Regions from separate parts of the Homo sapiens genome. Here all the other regions are linked to region 1. Evidence: chromatin contacts called from ENCODE Hi-C data. All regions are on one chromosome and are shown on one strand. The core of a region is the stretch at or near the end of the contact, and the rest is flanking DNA. Distances in the headings are between cores, read along the strand shown. Region 1 has its middle 220 kb from the start of PARD3B. Region 2 overlaps PARD3B (par-3 family cell polarity regulator beta). Region 3 overlaps PARD3B (par-3 family cell polarity regulator beta). Region 4 overlaps PARD3B (par-3 family cell polarity regulator beta).

Evidence for each region. A loop is a pair of places that touch in the nucleus more often than their neighbours do. Pooled maps may share reads with other maps.
Region 2: a loop to region 1 is called in a map of A673, with 3 times the contacts of the local background. The contact joins two enhancer-like sites. A Hi-C loop is called at or near these places in 2 of 168 maps with a recorded cell type or tissue (A673 and naive thymus-derived CD4-positive, alpha-beta T cell) and 9 of 50 pooled maps.
Region 3: a loop to region 1 is called in a map of CD8-positive, alpha-beta T cell, with 3 times the contacts of the local background. The contact joins two enhancer-like sites. A Hi-C loop is called at or near these places in 2 of 168 maps with a recorded cell type or tissue (CD8-positive, alpha-beta T cell and naive thymus-derived CD4-positive, alpha-beta T cell) and 6 of 50 pooled maps.
Region 4: a loop to region 1 is called in a map of psoas muscle, with 2.6 times the contacts of the local background. The contact joins two enhancer-like sites. A Hi-C loop is called at or near these places in 8 of 168 maps with a recorded cell type or tissue (A673, IMR-90, PC-3 and 5 more) and 9 of 50 pooled maps.

The regions. Positions count from the first base shown.
Region 1 is chr2:204,320,753-204,323,367 of GRCh38, reverse strand. No RefSeq gene overlaps it. Among named protein-coding and RNA genes, the nearest start is that of PARD3B, 220 kb to the left of the region's middle. RefSeq lists an enhancer at 532-1,731. Within about 2 kb of position 1,292, at least 5 of the 41 ENCODE cell types and tissues checked have a DNase peak (open chromatin) inside an H3K27ac peak, as active enhancers do; they include psoas muscle, where a contact is called at or near this core.
Region 2 is chr2:205,196,914-205,199,528 of GRCh38, reverse strand. The region is part of intron 15 of PARD3B (par-3 family cell polarity regulator beta); the gene reads right to left. Among named protein-coding and RNA genes, the nearest start is that of NRP2, 480 kb to the left of the region's middle. Within about 2 kb of position 1,293, at least 4 of the 41 ENCODE cell types and tissues checked have a DNase peak (open chromatin) inside an H3K27ac peak, as active enhancers do.
Region 3 is chr2:205,138,806-205,141,420 of GRCh38, reverse strand. The region is part of intron 10 of PARD3B (par-3 family cell polarity regulator beta); the gene reads right to left. Among named protein-coding and RNA genes, the nearest start is that of NRP2, 540 kb to the left of the region's middle. Within about 2 kb of position 1,305, at least 2 of the 41 ENCODE cell types and tissues checked have a DNase peak (open chromatin) inside an H3K27ac peak, as active enhancers do.
Region 4 is chr2:204,859,111-204,861,725 of GRCh38, reverse strand. All of the region lies in intron 2 of PARD3B (par-3 family cell polarity regulator beta), which reads right to left. Among named protein-coding and RNA genes, the nearest start is that of PARD3B, 310 kb to the right of the region's middle. Within about 2 kb of position 1,310, at least 2 of the 41 ENCODE cell types and tissues checked have a DNase peak (open chromatin) inside an H3K27ac peak, as active enhancers do; they include psoas muscle, where a contact is called at or near this core.

The DNA of each region.
Region 1 (2,615 bases), core at 43-2,542:
CCTCCAGCAATATAGGAGTTAAGAGCTGAATCTAGCCGGGCGTGGTGGCTTACGCCTATAATCCCAGCACTTTGGGAGGCCGAGGCAGGCGGATCACGAGTTCAGGAGATCGAGACCATCCTGGCTAACACAGTGAAAACCTGTCTCTACTAAAAAATACAAAAAAGAAAAATCAGCCAGGTGTGGTGGCAGGCACCTGTAGTCCCAGCTATTTGGGAGGCTGAGGCAGGAGAATGGTGTGAACCCAGGAGGTGGAGCTTGCAGTGAGCTGAGATTGCGCCACTGCACTCCAGCCTGGGGACTCAAAAAAAAAACCACAACTGAATCTAGAATTATGTCTTATTTCTCCCATCCTTCTCCTTTGGACTAAAGATTAGGTATTTCTTCCCAACTCTCCTCTAGATCAGTTGAGAACAACCAAGACCACCACCGCCAAAGCAAATGCCAATTTTCAGCTGGGGTCTCTTAGCTCAAGACAGAATAGAAAGCTCTGCAGCAGGCTGAGTGCCCCAGGAACCATCAGTAGGAACAGTGCCACTACTGAATACCCCAAGTGCTTGTCAATGGCTTCCTAACAAATGGCTTCATTTAGACTCTCCTACAGGTCAGCCGCTGCATGTCCACCCGAGACTGCTAAAGGTCACACTCCTGCACTCTCTTTCCTTTTCTGGAAAATGACCTTGAAACCGTAATGAGCCTGGAGGAAGCCAACCAGACAGGAAATAAACCCGCTTGGGTGCGTGTGCTTGTGGAAGAGTTTTGGAAGACCTTCCATCCCCTGGGAAAACACTTGTTTGATACAGTCATGGCCAGCTATTATTCGTGATCTCATTGGTGGGAAGGCTGGTGGGGATTGATTTCAAAATGAACTTTAAGCTAAGAGGGCAGCTAGGAGGTGGCTCTGAGAGGCTCTGTTGACAGGGGCCAGTGGTGATGTCAGAGGAGCTCGGGTCAGGAATTCTGGGGCAAGGGCAGAGTTGATGAACCTTATTTTTAGATGGTGTTGATATTTTTAGTGAAAGTCCAACAGCCTCTCCATTTTTGGTTGGGGGGATAGAGGGAGAAGGGATGACTTCCTGGAGTTAGTCATTTCCTCTGCTGGTGAAGAGATTTGGCGGTGCTCCTATGTCATAGGAAGTGCCTGGAGATGGTAAACACTGCTGACATAATGGGAACTTACACCATGGGTGTGTCAGAGCACACATATTCCTTCCTGGACCCTGGGCCAGGTGAGTGGGGGATGCTTCCTGTTTTTGGCTCTAGGAGGATTTTCAACTTCTGGGAGCTGCTCTGGAGAATAAATCACAAGAACTGCTGGGCTAAGCAGCTGAGGCCACAGACATCAGAAAGTGATTCGGTGGCAAGAATTGTGGAATGTGCCCTGGCAGTTCCCAGAACTGCCGAGTCATCTTATCCTCTCTGAGGTGTATATGGGGCCAAGTGGGTTTGGTTCCAATACCATAAAGCGATCCTCATCTGAAATTTGCTCGCTTGCCAGAGATGCCCTTAGTGCCTGGATCTCATCCATGACTAAATTCATTCAGCAGAGCCTCCTGATTGCGCCTCTGAAATCTCCTATGAGTCTGGTTCCTGCACTGTACCTCTCCAGATGTCCGTCACCTCTTGTATGGATTAGTAGATCACCCGCTCTCCCTGACAATGATCTCTTCCATGTGGGCCCTCCTCCACACTGCTGGTAGTAGGCGCGGTCTTGGAAAACACATAGCAACCTTGTCACCGTTCCCCTTCTCCCTTGTCCATAGTAGATATTGCTAATCGCTCACGGCACTTTAACTACTAAGCCCAGACATAGGTGACCACCCAGTCTTTCTTAACATTATCCTTCAGCTCTCATGACTAATCACTTGGAAATGGCATTTGACATAAAGTCAATTTGCTATCTTGGTGCTCGTGTTATCTTCCTAAAAACGAAATCCAATTGTGGCTTTTCTCTGATGTGAGACTTCCTGTCTTCCTAGTGCCTTCAAAATGAATGCCAACTGCTTGGCAGGTGCCTAGGAACTAAAGCATCTCACCTCTCCTTCCTGTGCGGCCTCATCTTCTCACCTCTCCTTTCCCAACTTCCACTTTTTCCCTATGCATGCCTTGGGGAATGTCACACTCTTTCCCAGATACACTTTGCTTTTCTGTGACTCCTGGGTTTGTATGGGGTGTTCTTGCTTTCTGGATTTTCCTCTTTCCTTTTTCCTAGCCATAAACTCTCATTTTTTCAAACTCTCCATATTTCTCTTCTGCTGTATTTCCAAGATCTCACTAGGCAAAGTCAGGCACCTTTTCTGTGTTCTCTTGGGCTTCTGTTTTTGCCTCTGTTAAAGCATTGTTATTGTAATATGTTCTCATGCTGTATATATGTTACAATATATTGTGGTTATTACATGAATTATATGCATTATAATTATGGTCATGCATTTGCTTACTTATTCAACACATTTATTGACTGCCTTCTATGTGTTGTGTTACTAATAGGTAAATTAATACGTGGAATAAATGTTTAATGAACATGTTTTTGACTAAACAAATAAATGATATTTCCTTGCTCATCGAAGATGCCATTAGCCCTTGTATTTCTAAAGTAGCTTCTTCAAAACCACAGG
Region 2 (2,615 bases), core at 44-2,543, 880 kb before region 1:
GATTTTTACTACGTGTGTGCGTGTGTGCGTGTGTATATATATGTGTGTGTGTGTGTATGTGTATATACACACACAGTAAAAATGTACATATATGTATATATTTTAATCATTTGCTTCTCTCTTCCTCTTTTCTACATAGCCGAGGTTATCAGTGAGTTCTTGAGGCAGCCACATGAGTGTCTTCAGATGCCTCTTCCCTTTCTTCCTCCCTGAGATAAGTTATCATAATGTCAGAATTTCCTTTTGGTAGTTTTTCCTTAACTCTTGAGCTTTTCTTTCCTGTTGGGGTTCTAATCTAGGTACAGGCAGCAAGCACCATTTCTTTCATTTATTTACCACATCTCCAGTGTTTAATGCACTTCCCGGCACACAGTAGGCACTTAATAAACATTTACTTAATGAAAGAACATTCTCTATAATTCCTTTATTTTGACTTACTAGAGCTTAAAGTATATAGCTGACTTCATCTTTGTATACTTGTCTATTATACAAATAGACACTTTCTTACAATATTACCATTAATTTTTCTTTACAAAACAGGTTCTTTTCTTTAAGTCAAAGTTGTATCCCAAACAGTAATATCCAATTCAGCTTTTAACTATATTCAGAGGTACTACTTATTGGTGGACAATAAAAGAAATCCATGGATATAAATAAAAATAGTAAAATATATTTTATATATTAATACAAACCAGCATCACACTTATTAGAATATACAATTTTATAAAAATTATCCTATGTATTCAGTCTTTATTATCAATAATTCATATAGAAGTACCTCACTATATGAATATAATCTTAAAAAGAAAGTATTAGAGCAGTAGAATGGGGCTTTTTTCATGCTCATCTTTGAGCTGATACTAGAAATGTACTGTCTAAGAGGAATATCTGACATATATAAAAGGTTTCATATTCAAAATGTATCTCAAATATTTACCTTTGTAGATGTGAGAACTCAGTTGGCTTATAAATTACTTCAATTGTGGGTGTCTAAAAACATTTCCTAATTTAAAAAAATTAGAGCAAGTAACTAACAGAAAATAAAACTGGTGAATCACTAATCTTGAAAGGAAGTCAGCCAACCTATTTATCGTCTTGATTTTAGGGAGAGTTTTTCAGGACACATGCTCTTTCTTAAAAGACTATGAGACATGGAATGTTAACAATCTTCATTGTCAGGAAACTTCCTAAAATTTCGTCTGAATGCCTCATGCATCACTTTAAGCTCATTTCCTCTTACTGAACAGGGCAGCTGGCCAGCATCTTCCATTTGCACTGCCCTTAGCCTTCTCCAAACTGTGTTATAGAACACCCTTCTGAAATGGGCGTGGGAGGCCAATGTGAAACAGGATAGAAAACTCTAAAAACAGTATCTTGTGAGAAACAGCATTTTAAACTTAACTCTGAATGGGGCTACAGAGTAGGTCAACAAAGGGGGCCAACAAACTGAAGTGCTATCTTTTGAATAATTCAGACTAATTCTCAAACAGTATTATGGGGTCATAAAACACCAAGCCTGGAAATTAAAGATTTTTATGCCTCATCAAAAAGTCTTTGAATGTAACTTCCTGGCATACTGCCAACAAGGGCAGCTCTTTGGGGGAAAACCCTATGCCAAAGGCCAAAGAGGCAGCTGTGTTATTCAGCTCCTGAGAGCTTCCAACTCAACACCCACACAAGCTCAATTATGAACAAATTAAAGGAGTCCAGACTGAACACAGTAATTCTGGTAATTTAAATAAATAGGGAAAAGTCTACAATTAGTAGGAAAAGATTGATTTTCTCCAAAACCCAGAAGTATCCACTCTCCAGTCTCTTAAGTGACACCCTAACCCCTTTGAATTAGCATGACTACATGCAATTATTTAAAAACAAATTTCCTTTTATTTATCATGTTAATCATTTCTGTTCTGATTTAAATGTGACCACATGCATGCCAGTAAAAGTATCCACAAAATCCCAAGGCAAAGCAGCCTCAAAAGGGCTACATATACATTATACTTATAATGTATATATAGGAATTAATGACACTGAGTAAAATTGTTATCAGAGTTGTACACCTACATTTTAGAGCATATAATGTGTTAACCATCTCAAGAAGTGTTTAATATACATATCTGTAGTTAATCAATAAACATTTTTGCAAGTAAAGAGAAAAATTTAGAGTCATTGAAAAAGAATCGAAGATTTAATATTGGGGAATCTATTAATTAACTCACTTTTATTTCACTAATAGAATAAAGAACAAAATCCACATTATCAGCCAGTAAGGGCCTTAAAATCACTTACTAAAATTAAACATTCATTCTTGATTAAAAAAAATAAATGATTTAATCAAAAAACTTTTAGGAAGTTAGGAATGCAAAGAAACTTATGTAGCTTGATCAAATGTTTCCATCAGAAGCCAATAGCAAACATTATAATTAATGTGCATGCTCTCTCTCTCTCTCTCTCACACACACACACACACACACACACACACACACACACACACACCCCCCCCCCACAGTGGAAGCATTCCTGTTTCATCTTTAAACTCATTTTGATTAGCTGATTGTACAGTCCATGCAGGAGAATGAGTACATATGAAGAGCCAAAGTAATTTCACAAAGGAA
Region 3 (2,615 bases), core at 56-2,555, 820 kb before region 1:
CTATGTCTACATCAACATCTAAACAATTGATTGAAAAGTTTAAATTCACTCAGGGAGCAAATTCATTTGTTCTAAATAAAACTGAAAAGCCAACTAAAAGTTGCTCTGACAGTTGGTGGTGCTTTTATTTTTTTATTTTTTCTTCTTAAATAACGGAATTGGGAAGCAGTTTGTAAGCAAGCACAAAGTAACATACTCTTAATATATTCAGTCTCCCAGTTTTTGTCCTTTCAAAACCGTTGCACATTAGGTACAGATAATTCAGAATACTTTTATACTCTATTTGACCCGAAAGAAGAACCAAACTCATAATTCAAATATGCTAATGACTGTTAAAAGAGACACCTGACCAATTATTTTCTTGTTAAGGCAGTTCTTGACACCATCCGTTATCCCGGTGGATGTAGAGTTCTTCCCATAATTTTAGCCACATCAAAAGTAGGGCACTAGCTAAACAAACATGTATGATTTATAAAGGCAGCCATATTTCAGCAATGCAAAACTAGTGGCCTAATATTTAATGAAGACTGTATGTTCAGATGCCTTTTCGACTTCATTTTTTTCTGCTAAATTGTAGAAGAAAATCTCAGCCTACCAAAAAAATGCTGAGAGATATAACCAAAGAATGAAAAATTCTAGATTTATGAATAAGTACAAATCATTTACTAATGTGTTATAATTCAATATGCATATATCTTTTAAAACCATTATTCAGCATAACAGTACACATTGTACTTTGTCTAGATCTCTAACTTCGAACAAAAATATCTATTAGAAAAATCAACTGCTACTTCTTAAGAAACATTAATAGTATTCTAAGAATACTGTGTATAAGCAAGACTCATTTTGTTTTCCTAACATCCTATTAGGATGATCTCCCATATTCTCTCAAAGAGAAACAGATTTGGAAACTTTAAAAAAAAAAAAAAAAAAAGGAACGGTCTTCCTTTTTTTTTTTTTTTTTCACTCTCTGGACTATGGTAATTAATGTCTACTCAATACCACGCTCAATCATCTGTCTCCCCTGGGACCACACTTTCAATTAAACCTTTTATTTCATCCAAGAATGCCTGTTCTCATTGACCACTGTGCTTTTTATCTGTGGATTTATGATAATCTAATGCACATCTCCTCACAGGCAGAATGGCCTTATACATCCTTATTGTTCATATACCAGAAGAGAAGTGAAAAACAAAATTAGCTCCAGCGGAAGCCAGGAAGGAAACTGCATTTGTTTAACACAGCGAGGGGCCTTTCACTACCTGCCCGGTGGCCTTGGCCATTACTCCGCCCTGGCCTCTCAATGTGCCGGCTGCCCCTGGCCTGGCTGTGTGCTTCTGATAAGAGATGCCAACTCCCTTGAGAGCTATTGAGCTAAGAGCAGAGGCAACGCAATCTTTGGGAAATATTTTCAAAGGTTTGTGAAGGAAGTAAGACATTCACATGCGATCAGTATTCTTTTCTGCAAGAAACCCTACAGGTTAAAGAGGAACCTCTGAACTGCTATCTGACAGCAAAAGCTTGGCTTCTTAATAAGTAAGCCACTAGCTTGTTTGCAGCTTTTTGCCTTTACTTTCTTTCCAGTTAGGACACACATGATTTATTTGGTTTCTGTTTTAGAAGGGCACAAATAATAGTGACATGTTATTAACTTAACCACCATGAAAATCATACTCAGTTTTTTTTTTTACAATCATACTCAGTTATACAGCTGAAGACAAAGTTCTATCTAGTACACTTCTATCTCTTTATGATATAGAGAATAAGTCACTGTTATGTATATCCCAAACATGAACAAATGTAGCAGCCTTCATCTTTGTTTAATTTCCTTGCATGCCTACATAGTACATAAAATTATCAAGTTAATAATTGCATTAATACTTATTTATATAATTTATTTGCAACCTAATACCAAAGAGGAATTGAGGTGATTGCATTAATAATTACACTGAAAATATACGCCCAGTTTCCAACAAGTTGCTAGTGTTGACATAGTCATATTTTTCTAATAGAAGAATCCAGAACCCAGAGGTTTTTTTTATTAAAGGTGGCCAAAACCTTAATGAATAATGTTTGTAATTCATTCATTTTAATGTGTAATGGAAACAAGCTTTAAGTAGACAATGACTGTGGGTGTGGGTACAGGCAAGGCAATTTCTAGTTAGAAAACAGGCTGATGCCATAAGTTTGTCTGTAAACTTGGTGCCTGCACGTTGAGCCTTTGTTTTTCTTAAAAAAAAAAAATACTGATAAATTTTGGCTACATTTCTCTCTTAGCCAAGAGTGCTTGTTTACTCCATGGTATCTCCAAAACATACTAGTAAGTAATAATTTGCATTCTATTGGATGGGTTATAGTTAACCATGTTCTATGGGAGAATACACTGAAACCTCCAATTCAGGAATGAAGGATCACACTTCCCTCTGAGCTGGCTATGGGAGTGAAGTCCCTTATGCTACCCACAGCAGTGGTGGCATCAGTAGAGGATTGGAGGAAGGGCTCCATCTGTGCCTACTACTATGGCAACAAGCGTTGCCATGGCAGGGGTCGAAGAGGTAGCCATGAGAAAGATATCTGTTGGCAATCTGTTAGCTCTACATTTACTTAAGGTAATC
Region 4 (2,615 bases), core at 61-2,560, 540 kb before region 1:
CTACAGACTGAGAAAAACTGGATCATAAAGACTGACAGAAAATTATGTAAGGTAAGAGTCCAAAAGCCAAGAGTACTTCTCAAAAGTTAAATAATCATTATGATGGTAATTTTGGTGGCTCAGAGGCATCTCCAGTGACACTATTCTGAATATAACTTACTTATCCCTTTTGATCTCAATTCAGTAGCATTTTCAATTACATCCAAAATCTCAGCAGTTTTCTGAATAATTGAGATACCAAAAATTTAAACTTCAGTGAGCTAGGAGATTTAACTATTAAGAATATGTATAGAATTGGTTTTTCTACCTCAAGTAATACATTTCCACTTTAAATTTCATTTAAAAATCCCCAAATATTTTTCTTAATACCATTCTTGATATGTTAAATTAATTATTTTAGAAAAACCAAGTTATATATTTCTGCTTAAAGTATTACTTGTGGATAAAAGTTACTACGTGAAAGTCATCTAAATTAATTAATTCTGGAAACACAATATCAAATAAGAGGTACGAGAGAGAGAGAGAGAGAGAGAGAGAGAGAGAGAGAGAGAGAGAGAGAGAGAAAGGTATTAGGTAGCAATAGGTGAAAAAGCTACAAATGAAAAATTGTAGCAGCCCCCAATGAAATCATTAGGAACTAAATGTCTATTTGTAATAAGTGGCTTCAGAGATTCCAGAAAACAAATTGGAGATGTGTGGTAATGACTATAACCCCCTAAGTAATTCAGTGATTCAATTATGTATAGCATTTGCAGGGAAAACTCTACATTTTTGTGTCATATTAGCCAAACCTGACTTCACTGTACATTATTTTAGCCCAATGCTAAACAAGAACCACTGCTAATCTGCACATATGAAGCCTGGGAAATAAGGTCTTCAATAAAGATTTTTTTTTAACTTATCAAAAACAAACATGGATTAAACTTTTTATAAATAATGCTTCAAAGAGATATCTTTTCAGTAGTAAAAACAGACTGAATGTGTCCAAATATTCAGTCAGCATAGTTGGTTTAGATGATCTCTAAAGGGCTCTTCCATATGAAACTACGTTCCAATCACACCAGAGGGAGCACACTTAGGAAACTTAATAACAACAACTCTTCTCTTTCCTTGCAGTTAACAATTGAATATCTTTTACCAGTCTCCATTCTGCCAAAACGTTTTCTGTATACAAGCTGGCAGCACTGGAGAAGTTGTCGTCTTCTTTCTTTCCAACTCTTAGCATTGGTAGCCAAAAGTCTCTTTGTTGCTCAAATAGTCCATGCCATCTGCCAGCAGTTTCTCCATCCTGCGGTACCATCTGCCAAGCTCTGCTTCAGCGTCCAGGCCACGCTGCCTGAATGCTATTTCAAATGGCTGTCTCACCAGAAGAGAGAGCAAGCAAACCAACACCTTTTGGTTTTAACCATTCTTGGTAATCGTCACAAACACTCTCCTCTAGCTGACTGGTTCTAAAGATGGCAAAAAGCTCAACAATTTGAATGAAACAATTTCCTTTGATTTTTTTTTTAGCCTAAGAAATTAGACAGCTATAGAATGTTAATATAATCAGTCATTGATATAACACATTTTTATAGCTGCGATTCCTTTTTGTTTTTATAATGTATTCTTAATTACAATAAATTATTCTTCAGATAAAAAAGCAAAAAGGGGAAAACAATCCGTATTTCTACAGTTAATCCTGATTATATTAAAAGCAACTGCTGGCAGAAATTAATAATTCAGATGAATGTTATTAACAGTATAATACTAACTTTATGCTGCACTGCACTATTCTTCATTCTAATCTGCTTAAAATTCTTGACTTTAAAGTAGAAAACAACAAGGGCTGCATAACAGTCCCTTAACAAGGTTAAGCCTAAAGAGTTCCATTAATATCCTCCCTAAGGCCACCAGGAAATTCCTTAAAGGAAGAGAGTTTCAGGATTTGCTGTGGGTTATGCTCTAGGGCTTTTCTTTCTAGATTTGTTACTGCTATGAATTTATCTTACGTCTCCATCACTGCCCAGCCTTCAAGGGAGGCCCTCTTTATTCCCAGTCATCAAAACTCCTAGGATAACTCAACTACGATGACATGTGGAAGACTTTGCTATACTAGCACCAAAATTAAATTAACATTCAACTGAATGTCAGGAATCAAGTTCATTTATAAGAAATTATATTGTTCTACCCAAATGTCAGAAAATGTACATATTTTAAGATGCAACATCTGAGGTTTTCCAATCTTTACAGATAGCAATGTACACCATAGGCATGTCTGACCTTTATAAATGGGGGAGGGTGCTCTTATTGTATTAACCTCCACATTTCTTTTACATCTTTTAGCTTTGTAGACCATAGATCTTGATGTTGGGGTATATGGCTATTCTCATCCATTTCTAAAAACATAATCTACTTTTATACTCCTAATATGTGCAGAGTAAAGTTTCTAGTTTTTATTTCCCAAATTTTTATTCACAACAGAACAGCACATACTTGTTAAAGTCGAATACTTCCGAATACCACTAAATAAAATTTCATCATACCTATCATTATGCATATTCTGCTCACTTCAAGAAAAAGAAAAAAGAAAAGAAAAAATTGGCTATTAAATATTGGTCTTCAATGTCATATTT